Linked DNA regions of Homo sapiens: region 2 is linked to region 1. The links are chromatin loops, found by intact Hi-C in ENCODE. Cell type or tissue: mammary epithelial cell. All regions are shown on one strand.

What was found. Hi-C counts contacts between places; a loop is a spot of excess contacts. Peaks named below come from ENCODE experiments on the same cell type or tissue, not always from the same donor. Only the 100,000 strongest peaks of a DNase experiment are listed, where the experiment ranks them.
Region 2: a loop joins it to region 1, with 11 times the contacts of the local background. A loop is called at or near these places in 32 of 110 quality-filtered maps.

The regions. Positions count from the first base shown.
Region 1 is chr15:100,869,415-100,877,414 of GRCh38, forward strand. GCAWKR (gastric cancer associated WDR5 and KAT2A binding lncRNA) reads left to right here. Exons shown (of 4, transcript NR_160703.1): 4 at 4,409-7,464. Among named protein-coding and RNA genes, the nearest start is that of ALDH1A3, 6.4 kb to the right of the region's middle. In mammary epithelial cell, CTCF peaks have their summits at 320 (motif pointing left) and 3,850 (motif pointing left); a DNase peak (open chromatin) is centred at 3,797.
Region 2 is chr15:100,669,150-100,677,149 of GRCh38, forward strand. No RefSeq gene overlaps it. Among named protein-coding and RNA genes, the nearest start is that of ASB7, 71 kb to the left of the region's middle. RefSeq lists an enhancer at 327-826. In mammary epithelial cell, a CTCF peak has its summit at 3,029 (motif pointing right); no DNase peak of the experiment used is centred here; H3K27ac peaks cover 396 bases.

The sequences.
Region 1 (8,000 bases):
CAGGTGCAGACTTTCTAAAGACTTAGGTTTTGGAGATCTCTCTGGTCTCCGCCAGGGATACGACACTATGCTAAGCACTGACAGGGTTACTTCATCTATAAACGTCCCAGGCACGAGTGGGAAAACAAGCAGAACTTGTTTTTTATGACACCAACCTAAGGCCTCATTTTAATTTGTTCTGGAAAGACTATTAGTCCTGATGCATTGACTGCAAATCTGCTAATAAACTATCCAACTCCTAGTTGGTGAAGGTGCCAATTTTGAGTATTTGGGGACCCCTTGCAATAGTAGGTACCAAGCTGTCCTGGGTTAATGACGCCACCTGGTGGCTGGTGTCGGGGTGGGCGAGTCCCCTGCATTTTTGCGCTTCAGTTCTAGAATCAGGAGTCCGTCAGCAAACAAAGAGGAAATGTATAATCAGGGCCATAAAGATGACAGAAAGGGATGTGGGAGGGAAGGGTGAGGTCGTGGGGTTTCAGACAGACTGGTCAGGGGAGGCCTCTCTGAGGGGGCGGCATTTAAGCTGAGACTTTCCTGAGGAGAGATCAGTCATGCAAAGATCTGAGGAAAAGAGCACTCCAGGCAGGAGCAGTGGTGATCGCAAAGGCCATGAGTTGAAGTGAGTGATTCTGTTTTAGCAACAGAGGGCACCCTGGCCAGCCAGCACCGAGGCAGTGTAGAGGGAGATCGTGGGAGTCCTTGCTGGGCGGGGGGCAGCTGATTCTGAGTGGAAAGGGATTGGGAATTGGGCAGGAGAGTAGTGTAGCACTAGGCTTTATTCCTTCATTCTCCGGGTCATTCCTCATGCTTTAGTTAGTTCCACTTCAGAAGGCCTTTGTTCGGGTATCACAGAAAAATTTCTCTTCCCTCAGTCAATTTTCCATTCCATTCCATTGGGACCAATCACAAGGCTAACCTTGGCCAATAAATGCGCCGTAGCCTTGGAGACCCCTCCTTGAGCAGCTGAAGGGTGACCACACACCCAGCCAGCACCAGCACCAGCACCCCCACCTGGAGAGGTCCATTTCCTTAACATCCCAGCACAGGGACACCATGCTGTCCCCATAGCTGTGCACTACCAAGCCACCCACTTTTGCAGAGAAGGAAGCTGAGGGTTAGAGACCTCCACCAGGTACCCCAGGGGTTAGAGATGCAAGTGCCGGAGCCGGGGAGCCTGGAACTAGCTACTGAATCTCTCTCAGTTCATACCATAAATGGGAGCTCTGTCTAGTAAAGAAGACCGATGGCAAAGAAGAACTACATAAATAAATACATCATTATAATTCTGTGTCTACAAAATCATATGTATATAATAATGTGGCCACCTCCTGAGTTGGAATATGCACAACTCCTAAAGTCAATGCTCTCACGGAGGAGCCTGGGCCACTACCGGACGGGGCTGAGTGCCTGAGACAGCCTGCCTGTAGCCTTCATCTCAAGCCACTCAGCCTGAGTCAGGGCGGCTGCTCTGAGCCCACGTGGACGGCCCCACTCTGTCCTTGCCTCACCTCTGCAACCTGAGGCTTGGGGCCGTCTCTCAGTTCTGCCTTCCCATTGCCTGCTTCAACTGTCCACTGTCCACACTTGTCCCTTTGATGTCCCCCTTCAGCCATTCTGGGGAAACACTTTGTCGTGCCCTGTTGCCCCTGGGGCCTCACATCCCAAAGTGGGGCTCTTAGCCTGGTAAGATTCATTGCAGCCTCTCCGATGGGCACAGGGCCTAACTTCCACTGTACACAGAGGGTCCCTCCTTCTTCCCCAGAGTATACATCCCTTCTCAGTAAGCCTGCCTTCCTCAAGCCCCAGAATTCAAGAGCAGTATAAAGAGCAATTTGCATGCAATATAATGAAGATAGAACCTCTTGTTAATAGTCTTGCCCTGGTACTTCTAGGCTCTCATCTTATAAAAGTGTGTTGATTAAAATCCTTCAAAAACACTCCCTTGGGTATAGCTGTAAGGAGCCTCTAAACAGTGGGGGCAGTTGGGATCTTGACTGGGACCAGTATTGGGCTATCCTTGGTCTCACAGTAGAAGGTGATGTCATCTCCACCCTGAAAATAAACAGAGAACAAGAAAAAGAGGAGCTCGTTTCAGCCATTCTGACAAGGTGGGCTCTTGGTGGGGCAGGGATTGCTTTTCCTAAGAGGCCAGGTATTAGCCAGACCAGAGCCTGGTGGCCCTTCTCATACCATGATGTGTATTTGAAGCTCCTGGGTGGGGCTTTTGTCAACCTGCAGATTCCGGCTCAATAAGTCTAGGGCAGGGCCTGGGAGTCTGCATTTCTATCAAGCTCCCAGTAAATGCTCATGCTGCCAGTCTAGGGAGGATACTTGCTGGTAGCTTGTTGTTAGATACTTGTTAGTAGCTTGTTAGATACTTGTTAATAGCTTGTTAGAAGGGCAGAACCCTGAGCCCCACATCAGACCTATGAATGCAACCTGCCTGTCAACAAGATCCCTGGTGACCCCTGTGCATGTCACCACGTTAGAAGGCCAGTTTCTAGGGCTTGCCTGCATCCTGTGCCCACGAAAGACATCACTAATCAATCAGGACATTCTGATGAGAGTCAAGATCCTTGTCTACACAGTGCTGCCAGTGCCCCACCAATGCCTGAGAGGCAGCATGGGGAAGAAACTAAAAAGACTGAGAAGAATCAGCCCTGATACATGGCTAATGAAACAGGAGAGAGAGAAGCGAGTCGGGGCAGAGTTGGGTGTTCAGAAACCCAAAGCCAGATAGATTCCTAGAAGAAGCCCCAAAAGTGTCTGCTGTGTTGCAGTGAAGCATAAATACAAGTGAAGGGATGGGTGTTGGGGGAATGGAGCCTGGCATGAGCCAGAGAAGAGTCTGGAGCTGCTGAAAGCCGCCTGTAGCACAGATCAGAGAGAAGACCGGGAAGAAAGTTCTAGAAGGGTTGAGAAGCTGCCCGCCCAGCTGGAGGCTTCTTGGCCAGGGCTGAAGGAAGAGACTGAAGTCCATCTCCCTAGCAAGAAAGTCTCTCAAGTGACATAAACCGAGCATCCACCATACGCCAGGCAGGGGCTGGCCCTGTCACATCAGCGATCTCAGTTGCATTTCTCATCCCATGAAGGAGGAACCATCATCTTCTACAGACGAGGAATCTGTGACCAAGGGAGATGAAACAATGAGGCTGGCAAATGCCCCGTGGGAATCCTTCCCAGTCTACCCGCCTGCAAGGCTAAACTCCTAGGCTCATACACACTTATCCTTTGCCATTATTTATCCTTTTGCAATTCCTTTGCAAATTTCTATTGGGGGGTCTGGGTTGTCTTGTCTGTGAGAGGGACAGGTAGGGATGGGGATGAGGTGGGCACCCAGGGCCCAACAGAGCAGCCAGCTCAGGGGTGATGCCTCACAGCCAGTAGGACAAGGTTCTGGGTGGTGCTTTCTGTGAGCTTCATCAAGGGTCAGGCAGCAGTGACGTCTTGTCTATCTTCTTGCAAATGTACTTGTCGCACCTCCACCTCACCTACCCCCATGACTCCCTTGCTGAGCAGGAATTACTACTCCCATCTTCAGAAAAGGAAACAGTGGTTGAAAAAGATTAGGCCCAATTTCTCCCTGAGCTGAGAACAGCACCCACATCTGTTTGATCTCAAAGCTAGGAACCCATTTTAGGCTTATGGAGAAGCGAGTAGGCTTTTGTGGGCTAGCCTGGGCACTAATCACCAGTTCTAGCATCATGTCTGTGGTGCAACTGAAGTTTTGGGCACTGTACTGTGAACAAGCTCTTGCAATGCCATTTATTGCTAAGTTGGGAAATACCTGCTTCTCTCATAGAAGGAACTTCAGTGGCAACTTCCTACTCAACTTGGTCCTGTGACATCTAGTGGCCAACAGGAGAAGTGCAGTGAAATCTCTGGACATTGTAAGCAGGTGGAAAAGCTTAGGACTTCCTGGGATTAAAAAAAAAATGCGCTGAAATTCATGATAGCTGAAGTATCCATGGAATATAGAAGATGCACATTGACATGCACCTTATAAAGTCTATAATCCCATGTTTTGTTCCTAATATTCATGTTTATTTACTCTCACTGGTGGAAAATACACCATATCCAATTCATTGTCTCTTAATTGATGAACTATCTTTGCAAATAATATAATATATAATACAATGTAATGTATAATAGAGTGTAATGTGATGCAAACTCAGTGCTTGCAGATATGCTCAATAATAAAGGACATTATAGGTATGAAAATACTATAGGTCACTAATTAATCTATTCCCCTGGGGGTGGAGTGTTTTAGAATCACCATAATGCCATATGAAACTAGATGAAAATATACATAAATAGGTTTCCTCTCTGCTACATACATAACAGGCTTCCTGTCTGCCTAAACATGTTATAAGACATGATGTGCTTTATAGACGCTTTCTGATTACAGGGGAACCTCAAGAGTGCTGCCTGAGTAACTCTCATTACACAAAGACACAACTGCAAGAGGATCCCCAGGCATTCCCATGAGAACACAGATTCTGACAACCCCTCCATCCCCCACCTTGGTCTCCACCCCAGGACTCACAGCATGGCAAAAATCCAAGGGAAGATTCTTGGGTAACTAATGCTCCTTTACAGGGGGTCCCGGATGAAGGGCAGGGGGAAAGTCTTGTCACTGTGGGGCTAGGATAGATGAACCCAAGAGTGATTTGCCAAACGTGCACATACTCAAATCATTTTTCAAACATTTTGGGTTTGGCAAAATGCATGTTGCTAAGCCCCCTTTCCCGACAGTGGTATACCCATGTGAATTTCAAGGGAAATTCAATGTGTGTGTTTCTGATTCTCTTAGGCTTATCTCAGGACAATTATTTAGCAAGAACCACTTTGTGTCCAAGAATCTTCCTGAACCCTTTCTTTTGTAAGACCCCTTAAACAATTTTCCTTTTAACCAGGAAGTATGTTTTGTCTGGAGTAAATTGAACTGAAACCCCAAGAAGTGTGGTTCAAAATTCAGAATTCTTGAATTTTGAAGGAGATTGGAAAGTCTGCAAACAACTTCTCACATCACTGAGACTTGCCGGTGGTGGTATTGAGGGGTGTGAAGTATTATGAGCAAAATTCACTGATTATATGGAGTGACATTTTGTTTACTTTAAAACAAAGTCTGACTTCTTGCTGCCTGATTTGAGTGCTGGCCTGACCAAGTATCTTCCAGGTCTGGGTGACCCAGGGACTTTTTCAGTCACTCAATCTTTCTGAGTGTTGGTGCCTTCCTCAGTAGATGTGAGGACACAACTAACACCTATGAGCACCAGAGGATGGCAGCTCCACGGGGCTTTTGTACCAAAGAGATTCTCTTCCCTAGTAGGACCTCATCATCCAATGAATCAGTGAGCTTACTCCATTTATTCCATCCCAGAGCTAGTTTTTGTCTTTGTTTTTTAACATACTATAAACCTGAGCACAGCGCATCAAGGTTATTTGATTAAGGTCAAAATAACAGAGATGGTGATAAGAGTTTTATGTCTGTGCTGCTCCGTTTATACAAAAATGAGATCATTATTCCACTTGAGTTAAAATTTTGCTCTTCTTGTCATAGCGATGGCCAACAGCCAGCTATGCTGCTTAGGATTAAGTTGGCCACATATAACAGAAAACCCAAATGGTGGGCTTTAATAATATAGGGATTTTCCTTTTTCTCACATGAAAAAAAAATCCAAGAAAAAATATCCAGGGATGAAGGGCTGGTTCCAGGGCCATCAGGGACCCACGTTCTTCCTAAGTGTCTCTTCCAACTTCCTTACCATGGAACTTGCATTTCAGAATTGCATTATGGTTACATGATGGCTGCTGGAGACCCAGCTCTCATGTCTGTGTTCCAGGCAGCAGAAAGGAAGAAGAGCCTTTCAGCTGACTCAGTCCCATGTAAAGAGTTTCTTTGGTCCTGAACTCCTGGCCTCAAGTGATCCTCCCACTTCGACCTCCCAAAGTGCTGGGATTACAGGCATAAGCCACCATGCCTAAGAGCTTCTTTGGAAGCCCAAACCAAAAACTTCAGCTTATACTTCTGCAAGAGAGGCTGGGAAATATGTTTATCAAAGCCCACTACCACCCTCGATAACATGGGATTCCACTGGCAAGAAAGGAGAGAACTATTGGGTACTCAACCAACTCTCTCGACCTTACCCTCCATGTTCTCTCCTGGCTGGGCCACAACTCTCATCCACTGGAAGACAGACCAAGGGGAAATCTCTGGCAGCTGTGAACTGGCAGGCTGTGTGTGTGTGCATGTGTGTGTGTGCATGTGTGCATGCATGTGTATGTGTGTATGTGTGTGTGCATGTGTGTGTGGCTTCACTGGGGCCTGACCCACAAATACCATGATGTCTCTTTGCTTTTATGTAATGAGTTCTCCGTTGGCTTCTGCCTGGTCCAAGACTGATTTGCCTCAGCCTAACATTGTGTAGTGAAGGCCTTTCCCAGGGCCAGAAAGGACTGGCAGGGCTGGAGAGAAAGCAGCTGGTGGAGCTGTGTGGTGGGCTGGCAGCTCCTTTCTCTTCACCTTGTTTGGGTGTTATCAGCTCCTCTTTCTCCAACCTGGGGTGCTCCTGCCTCGATATCATCAATCACTGATGGAAACTCGCAGGGAAAAGATTTGTTTGTGTGTTCCTTGAGGACAGAACAATGTTGTAGTATTTGATGGGTCTTAATATACGGTGAGCTTCAAAGGTAAGTAGTTGCCTATTCTAGTCAGGTTGAGGCGATACCGAATGACTCACATGAAACATGGAATTGACTTCATTGATACCAGCAAGGAGGTGCTCACAGTGAAGTCAGCCCTCCCTCACCACAGGGGCACATGCCACCCCCATTTTGTAGCCAAAAAACCTGAAGTTAGGTCGCCTCCCTGAGTCACCCAAGCACTGGCCTGAGTGCTGCACAGTGGGGTGACCGGGCTTCCCTACATCAAAGAACTACCCTCAGCCCAGGGGCCTGGCTGTCTAGGAAGGGTTCAGAAGGCACACCCAAGACTCAGGCCCCTGCCTCAACTCCACAACACTGAGGGAGGTGAGTAGACTGGGTGGGAGGGGCAGCTCTGCAGCTGGCCAGAGGCTGCGGGGACACAAGGGGTACTCAGCAGACCTGGGCGTCTCTCCACAAGGCTCAGGTACCAGATCTGAAATAACATGAAACACAGTAGGGGGTTCATCAACGTCATCATCATTATTCACTACGTTTGCTTCAGACCTCAACATCACCCACAGATGATTATGGGTTTAGAAATGGAATGAGGTTGAACTTAGGGGGTGACCACCTGACTTCTGTTTTATCTTTGTCTTTTATTCATGCTTCTTTTTACTGAGTGGTCATCCGCAAACAAGCCTGCAACATGACATGTCTTGGACTCAGCTCATTTGATGCACCAACAAGACAAACAGCAGACAACGGCAGCACCACAGAGCTGGAAACAAAATGAATAAATACTTTTTCACAATGAAATGAGCAGAGGGACTGTTGACTTGGGGGGCTCCCGCAAGCCAGAGACAAGTGGGGGGAACTTGCTGACTTCCAAGAAGAAAAGCCAGCAAAGAGGAACCAGTCTCCAGGAAGAATATGAAAATGAAGAGCTGGTATGTAGGTAGCACTTCTTGAGAGCCTTATCTTGCTTAAGCCTCCCCAAACACTGTAAAGTAAGTGGGAAGGAGATTATGGAAAAGAACACTGAAGTTCAGAGAGATCAATATCCCATCCAAGGGTGCATAGCTGGGACTCAGTTCAGGGATGTGAGCAGAAGGGGCTGGGCCTCTGCCATCTCCGATGCTCAGGCACCTCATCACTGAACCAAACACCCAGCAACCCACTGTGAGCAAAAATAAATCTTCCTCCTTCCCGGCCCCTGTGGTCCCTGCCTCTGAGGCCACAGCTAGGAGATATGGTTCCTAGGAAAGGCACAACGAAAAGGGATACTCCCGCCATTTTTGACCTTCAAAGCCCTTCGTGTCTTCACTATGCCCTATGCAGCCCCAGTGACATGG
Region 2 (8,000 bases), 200 kb before region 1:
TTGAAAAACTTCTTGGTGAATAAGAGGCAACATTACATTTCATTTTCTGGATGTATCTTTCCACCCACCCACACCAACCCCCCAAGAAAATCTAGTTACTGCGACCCAGTAACAACCAGCAAGCTTGAGGTATGTTCAAGTTCAGACAGAGAGTGATGTGGCGATGACTGGAAACCCATGCCCAGCTCTGAAGGGGTTTCGCCTGCACGTGGGCTTCAAACGGGGCTGTCCTCCCAGGGGCGGCTGCTGGAGCACCGAGGGATGGACAGCACTCCCAGCGCGGGAGCAGCAGCCGGTTCACCCCTGCGGGGCTAGGAGCTTTCTGCAAGAGATGGCTCGGCTCAGCTGACTCCTGGCAGGAATTTGCCTGCCTTCCGAGGGTGGGTCCAGCCCCCACCACCATCACAGGAGTCTGGAGAGCGGGAGAAGACCTGATTGCTTCCCCCTGGGTAAAGTGAGCCCTGAATGAGGCAGGCTTTTGTAGATGGATCTATACGTTTGACGGCCTCATTCTCTGAATCCTGAATCAAGACTTAGATCTCTCAATGAGCTTTCATGCTGTTTGGAGGTTTAGGAGGCAGCTTGGGAGAGGGTATTTTGTAGCTGAAATGTGAATTTCTGGGACATTTTGACAGCTTATGAGGACTGAGGTTTAGACACTTGGAATTGTAACTTTCCTGGAGATTCCAGGGTGTTTGGTCGGCGTATTGGTTTGTGAGGGCTGTTTCAGAGTGCCACAGCCTGGGGACTTAAACAGCAGAAATGGATCGTCTCTCAGTTCTGGAGGCTGAAAGACAAAAATCAAGGTGCTGGCAGGGTGGGGTCCTACTGAGGGCTGGGAGGGAAACTCTGCTCCAGGCCTCTCTCTAGCTTCGGGGAGGGTTTCTGGAGATCTTTGGCATCCCTTGGCTTGTTGAAAACTCATCCTGATCTGTGCCTTCATGTCCATGTGGCAGTCTCCCCGTGTGTGTCTCTCTCTGTCCACGTCTCTCCTTTTTATTTTATTTATTTATTTATTTATTTATTTATTTATTTATTTATTTATTTTTCTGAGACGGAGTTTCACTCTGTCGCCCAGGATGGAGTGCAATGGCAAGATCTCGGCTCACTGCAAGCTCCGCCTCCCAGGTTCATGCCATTCTCCTGCCTCAGCCTCCTGAGTAGCTGGGACCAGAGGCGCCCGCCACCACGCCCGGCTAACTTTTTGTATTTTTAGTAGAGACAGGGTTTCACCAAGTTAGCCAGCATGGTCTCAATCTCCTGACCTTGTGATCTGCCTGCCTCAGCCTCCCAAAATGCTGGGATTACAGGCGTGAGCCACTGCGCCTGGCCCTCATCTCCTTTTTATAAGGACACCAGTCTCATTAGATTAGGGCCCACCCTAATGACCTCATCTTAACTTGGTGCAGCCTGCAAAGACCCTATTTATTAGTAAATTGCAGTCTGCAGCGCTCGGGGTTAGGATTCAACACATGAATTTTAGTTGGGAACACAATTCCACCCATCAGAGTCACCATATTTGGCTCCACTTAGCCATGGCCTGCTTGGTGCAGTCATCCTCCACCTGCTCATAGCACACTTGATTAAGACTGGAAGGATGAGGGCTCACTTTTCAAAGCGTGCTCATTGAAGTGGCAGGAGGCTGTGAATCACAGGGACCCCGTGCTGGGAGCACTGGGTATACGTGGAAGTCGCTTCAGGGAGAGAAGAGGAGATGGGGAGAGTTGGGATGTTTACACTATTGCCTGGGAAGTGATGGGCTCTGCTCCCGGGCTGCCTCACCCCAGCCCTGTTAATACATTGGCTGTTCAGGACCCTTTCCCCAGAGCCCCAGGCTGGGTTCTGGCACGAAGGCCCACACCCACAATGGAAAGGCTCGAGGTATTGGAAAGTAAGTCCCCCCGCCCCCACAAGACTTCCTGAGAGCTGCCAGGTGAGCATGGCAGGAGGTGACCACACTGTTTTAATATCTGGAAGTCACCAGAAAGGGGCGAGCCCTGCCGATGGTTCTGTTGTTAAAGGGGCCATTTCCAGCGCAGCTTTGGGGGCACAGGTAGAAACAAACGTTTCATGAATGAACCTCCACCCGGCGATTGCTCTTCAACGTGGAAATGGCAGCACTGCGTAGCAGGGAGGGGAACTCTGCACTGGGGGTCTACTGGGGAGAACTTAAGGAAAGCTCATTTGCATCTTGAGTTAAAGCACCCTGGGCGCTGTGCCTCTGTCTGGGAATCTCTGTGGGTGTGTGGAATTAGATGCACCTGCGTTCAAGTCCTGACTGCACACCTCTGTGCTGCGTGGTGATGGGTAAGCCACCTCACTCCCAGAGACTCAGTTCCCACACAGGGACAGTGGGTACAGGGCTCCTGTGAAGAGGACCCAGATGATGGGTGTCAACAGGCACTGGCAAATGACAGCCGGCAAGTTAAGCAAGCTGCGTCCAGCCACATCGCCCAGCCTCCTCCTTGCTGGGGTCATTTCCCCCACCCGACCTCATTGCAGAATCCATACTTTTACAGATGGAGGCAAAAAGCACTCCCTAAAATACTCATGAGTCTAATTCCTGTGACTCTAACCCAAAATACTCCTGACTTTAAACCAAGACTACCCCAGTTTTTTCCTTTTTAAGAGGAATTACCCAATAGAGCTTGGAATTTGTTTATTAGTGGTTATTTGTGCACATTTGCAAAAGGGGGAGACCAGTTGGAGACCACAGTATTTATGAAAAGAAAAAAAGCTCGTGTCCTGTTTTCATGTGTGTGTGTGTTTTAATGAGTCATTCGCTACAGCGTGATCTGCTGGGCACGGGGATTACCGAATATTCTAGAGTCTAAGGCTCTGGATTTTACCGTTATTGTAAGAGGCACCATCAGAGCAGTAACAGCTTTTCAGAAGGGAAAAATGCCACCATCTTAACATACGCGTCCATTGTAAAAGTCATCATGAATTCAGAAATGTTAAAAAGAGGGGAAATGTCAACCAGGAAATATGGTGTGTGAATGCTGACCATCCGGCAGAGGGCAGGACAGCCACAGCCTCAGTAGAGGGTGGGACACAGAGCAGGGGACAGTCTGGGGGTTGCTGTTGAGTGTGGGCTTGGAAAGGCAGCTCTGTGTGGGTGGGAGCCTCATATGCGTGAGATCGGCCCAAATGTGCCCCCTCAGAAAAGCACAGGTTGTACTTTTCATCTCCACGTCCCGCTTAAGGAACCCATTTTTGGACTTTCTGTTTTTAATTGTAGATTGATAAATTATAGTTGTATATGTTTATGGAGTACAAAGAGTTGTTTTCATCCATGAATACAATGTGAAAAAATTAAATCAAGCTAATTAACATATCACCTCAAAACTTTTCATTTTTTTGTGGTGAGAACATTTGAAGTTTACTCTTAGTGATGTTAAAATGTACTATACATTATTATTTACTATTTTATTATGATGTGCACTATATCTCCAAGGAAAATAAAATTCCTCCTCCTTTTAATTGAGGCTCTGTACCCTTTGACCATTGCCTTTCAATTTTCCCTAACCCCTGGCTCTAGTAACTGCCATTCTATCCTCTGCTCCCTTCCCTCCCTCCTTCCCCTCTCCCTTTCCCTTTTTTTTTTTTTTTTTTTTTTTTTTTTTTTTTTTTTTTTTGAGATAAGGTCTCACTCTGTCACCCAGGCTAGAGTGCAGTGGCGTGACCCTGGCTCACTGCAGTTTCGACCTTTCAGGCTCAAGCAATCCTCCCGACTCAGCCTCCGGAGTAGCTGGGCCCACAGGCCTGTGCCACCACACCTGGCTATTTTTTTTTTTATCTTTTGTTGAGATGGGGGTATCACTATGTTGCCAGGGATGGTCTCTAACTCTCCAGCGTTCCTCCCATCTCAGCCTCTCAAAGTACTGAGATTACAGGCATCAGCCACCAGGCCCAGCCATCTGCTTGTTTTCGATTCCACATGTAAGTGAGAACATGTGGTATTTGTCTTCCTGTGCCTGGCTTATTTCACTTAGCATAATGTTCTTCAATTCCATCCGTGTGGCTGCAAATGGCAGAATTTCCTTCTTTTTAAAGCTAATAGTACTCCATTGTATATATGTACCACATTTCCCTTATCCGTTCATCTGTTGATGGACGCTTAGGTTGATACTATATCTTGGCTATTGTGAATAATGCCACAGTGAACATGGGAGTGCAGATACCTCTTTCACATACTGATCTCAAATGTTTTGGCTAAATCACCAGAAGGGTGATTGCTGGATCTATGGTAGTTCTATTTTTATTTTTTTGAGGAACCTCTATAGAGTTTTCCACAATGGCTGTACTAATTTACCAACAGTGTTCAAGCGTTTCCTTTGCTTCATATATATATTTTTAATTAGGTCTTGAGGCTTACTTTTGTTTTTTCAGACTGAGATGAGGTTTTGAATCCATTTTTTGGTATGTGAAAGTTTTTTTTATATATACTTTAAGTTCTAGGGTACATGTGCACAACGTGCAGGTTTGTTACATAGGTATACATGTGCCATGTTGGTTTGCTGCACCCATTAACTTGTCATTTACATTAGGTATATCTCCTAATGCTATCCCTTCCCCCACCACAGGCCCCAGTGTGTGATGTTCCCCGCCCCATGTCCACGTGTTCTCATTGTTCAATTCCCACCTATGAGTGAGAACATGCAGTGTTTGGTTTTCTGTCCTTGTGATAGTTTGCTGAGAATGATAGTTTCCAGCTTCATCCATGTCTCTGCAAAGGATATGAACTCATCTTTTTTATGGCTGCATAGTATTCCTTGGTGTATATATGCCACATTTTCTTAAACCAGTCTATCATTAATGAACATTTGAGTTGGTTCCAAGACTTTGCTATTGTGAATAGTGCCACAATAAACATATGTGTGCATGTGTCTTTATAGTAGCATGATTTATAATCCTTTGGGTGTATACCCAGTAATGGGATCACTGGGTCAAATGGTATTTCCAGTTCTAGATCCCTGAGGAATCGCCACACTGACTTCCACAATGGTTGAACTAGTTTACAGTCCCACCAACAGTGTAAAAGTGTTCCTGTTTCTCCACATCCTCTCCAGCACCTGTTGTTTCCTGACTTTTTAATGATTGCCATTCTAACTGGTGTGAGATGGTATCTCACTGTGGTTTTGATTTGCATTTCTCTGATGGCCAGTGATGATGAGCATTTTTTCATGTGTCTGTTGGCTGCATAAATGTCTTCTTTTGAGAAGTGTCTGTTCATATCCTTTGCCCACTTTTTGATGAGGTTGTTTGTTTTTTTCTTGTAAATTTGTTTAAGTTCTTTGTAGATTCTGGATATTACCCCTTTATCAGATGGGTAGATTACAAAAATTTTCTCCCATTCTGTAGGTTGCCTGTTCACTCTGATGGTAGTTTCTTTTGCTGTGCAGAAGCTCTTTAGTTTAATTAGATCCCATTTGTCAATTTTGGCTTTTGTTGCCATTGCTTTTGGTGTTTTAGTCATGAAGTCCTTGCCCATGCCTATGTCCTGAATGCTATTGCCTAGGTTTTCTTCTAGGGTTTTTATGGTTTTAGGTCTAACATTTAAGTCTTTAATCCATCTTGAATTAATTTTTGTATAAGGTGTAAGGAAGGGGTCCAGTTTTGGCTTTCTACATATGGCTAGCCAGTTTTCCCAGCACCATTTATTAGATAGGGAATCCTTTCCCCATTTCTTGTTTTTGTCAGGTTTGTCAAAGATCAGATGATTGTAGATGTGTGGTGTTATTTCTGAGGCCTCTGTTCTGTTCCATTGGTCTATATCTCTGTTTTGGTACCAGTACCATGCTGTTTTGGTTACTGTAGCCTTGTCATATAGTTTGAAGTCAAGTAGTGTGATGCCTCGAGCTTTGTTCTTTTTGCTTAGGATTGTCTTGGCAATTTGGGCTCTTTTTTGGTTCCATATAAAGTTTAAAGTAGTTTTTTCTAACTCTGTGAAGAAAGTCATTGGTAGCTTGATGGGGATGACATTGAATCTATAAATTACCTTGGGCAGTATGGCCATTGTCACGATATTGAGTCTTCCTATCCATAAGCATAGAATGTTCTTCCATTTGTCTGTGCCCACTTTTATTTCATTGAGCAGTGGTTTGTAGTTCTCCTTGAAGAGGGCCTTCACATCCCTTGTAAGCTGGATTCCTAGGTATTTTATTCTCTTTGTAGCAATTGTGAAAGGGAGTTCACTCATGATTTGGCTCTCTGTTTGTCTGTTATTGGTGTATAGGAATACTTGTGATTTTTGTACATTGATTTTGTATCCTGAGACTTTGCTGAAGTTGCTTATCAGCTTAAGGAGATTTTAGGCTGAGATGATGGGGTTTTCTAGATATACAATCATATCATCTGCAATCAGGGACAATTTGACTTCCTCTTTTCCTAATTGAATACCCTTTATTTATTTCTCCTGCCTGATTGCCCTGGCCAGAACTGCCAATACTATGTTGAATAGGAGTGGTGAGAGAGGGCATCCTTGTCTTGTGCCGGTTTTCAAAGGGAATGCTTCCAGTTTTTGCCCATTCAGTATGATATTGGCTGTGGGTTTGTCATAAATAGCTCTTATTATTTTGAGATATGTTACATCAATATCTAGTTTATTGAGAGTTTTTAGCATGAAGGGCTGTTGACCTTTGTTGAAGGCCTTTTCTGCATCCGTTGAGATAATCGTGTGGTTTTTGTCGTTGGTTCTGTTTATGTGATGGATTACATTTATTGATTTGCGTATGTTGAACCAGCCTTGCATCCCAGGGATGAAGCTGACTTTATTGTGGTGGATAAGCTTTTTGATGTGCTGCTGGATTCAGTTTGCCAGTATTTTATTGAGGATTTTCACATCAATGTTCATCAGGGATATTGGTCTAAAATTCTCTTTTTTTGTTGTGCTCTGCCAGGCTTTGGTATCAAGATGATGTTGGCCTCATAAAATGAGTTAGGAAGGATTCTCTCTTTTTCTATTGATTGGAATAATTTCAGAAGGAATGGTACCAGCTTCTCTTTGTACTTCTGGTAGAATTCGGCTGTGAATCTGTCTGATCCTGGATTTTTTTTGGTTGGTAGGCTATTAATTATTGCCTCAATTTCAGAGCCTGTTATTGGTCTATTGAGAGATTCAACTTCTTCCTGGTTTAGTCTTGGGAGGGTGTACATGTCCAGGAATTTATCCATTTCTTCTAGATTTTCTAGTTTATTTGCGTAGAGGTGTTTATAGTATTCTCTGATGGTAATTTGTATTTCTGTGGGATCGGTGGTGATAAGCCCTTTATCATTTTTTATTGCATCTTTTTGATTCTTCTCTCTTTTCTTCTTTATTAGTCTTGCTAGCGGTCTATCAATTTTGTTGATCTTTTCAAAAAACCAGCTCCTGGATTCACTGATTTTTTGAAGGGATTTTTGTGTCTCTGTCTCCTTCAGTTCTGCTCTGATCTTAGTTATTTCTTGCCTTCTGCTAGCTTTTGAATGTGTTTGCTCTTGCTTCTCTAGTTCTTTTAATTGTGATGTTAGGGTGTCAATTTTAGATCTTTCCTGCTTTCTCTTGTGGGCATTTAGTGCTATAAATTTCCCTCTACACACTGCTTTAAATGTGTCCCAGAGATTCTGATATGTTGTGTCTTTGTTCTCATTGGTTTCAAAGAACATCTTTATTTCTGCCTTCAATTCGATATTTACCCAGTAGTCATTCAGGAGCAGGTTGTTCATTTCCCATGTATTTGTGCAGTTTTGAGTGAGTTTCTTAATCCTGAGTTCTAATTGATTGCACTGTGGTCTGAGAGACAGTTTGTTGTGATTTCTGTTCTTTTACATTTGCTGAGGAGTGTTTTACTTCCAACTATGTGGTCAATTTTGGACTAAGTATGATGTGGTACTGAGAAGAATGTATATTCTGTTGATTTGGGGTGGAGAGTTCTGTAGATGTCTATTAGGTCCGCTTGGTGCAGAGCTGAGTTCAAGTCCTGGGTATCCTTGTTAACCTCTGTCTCGTTGATCTGTCT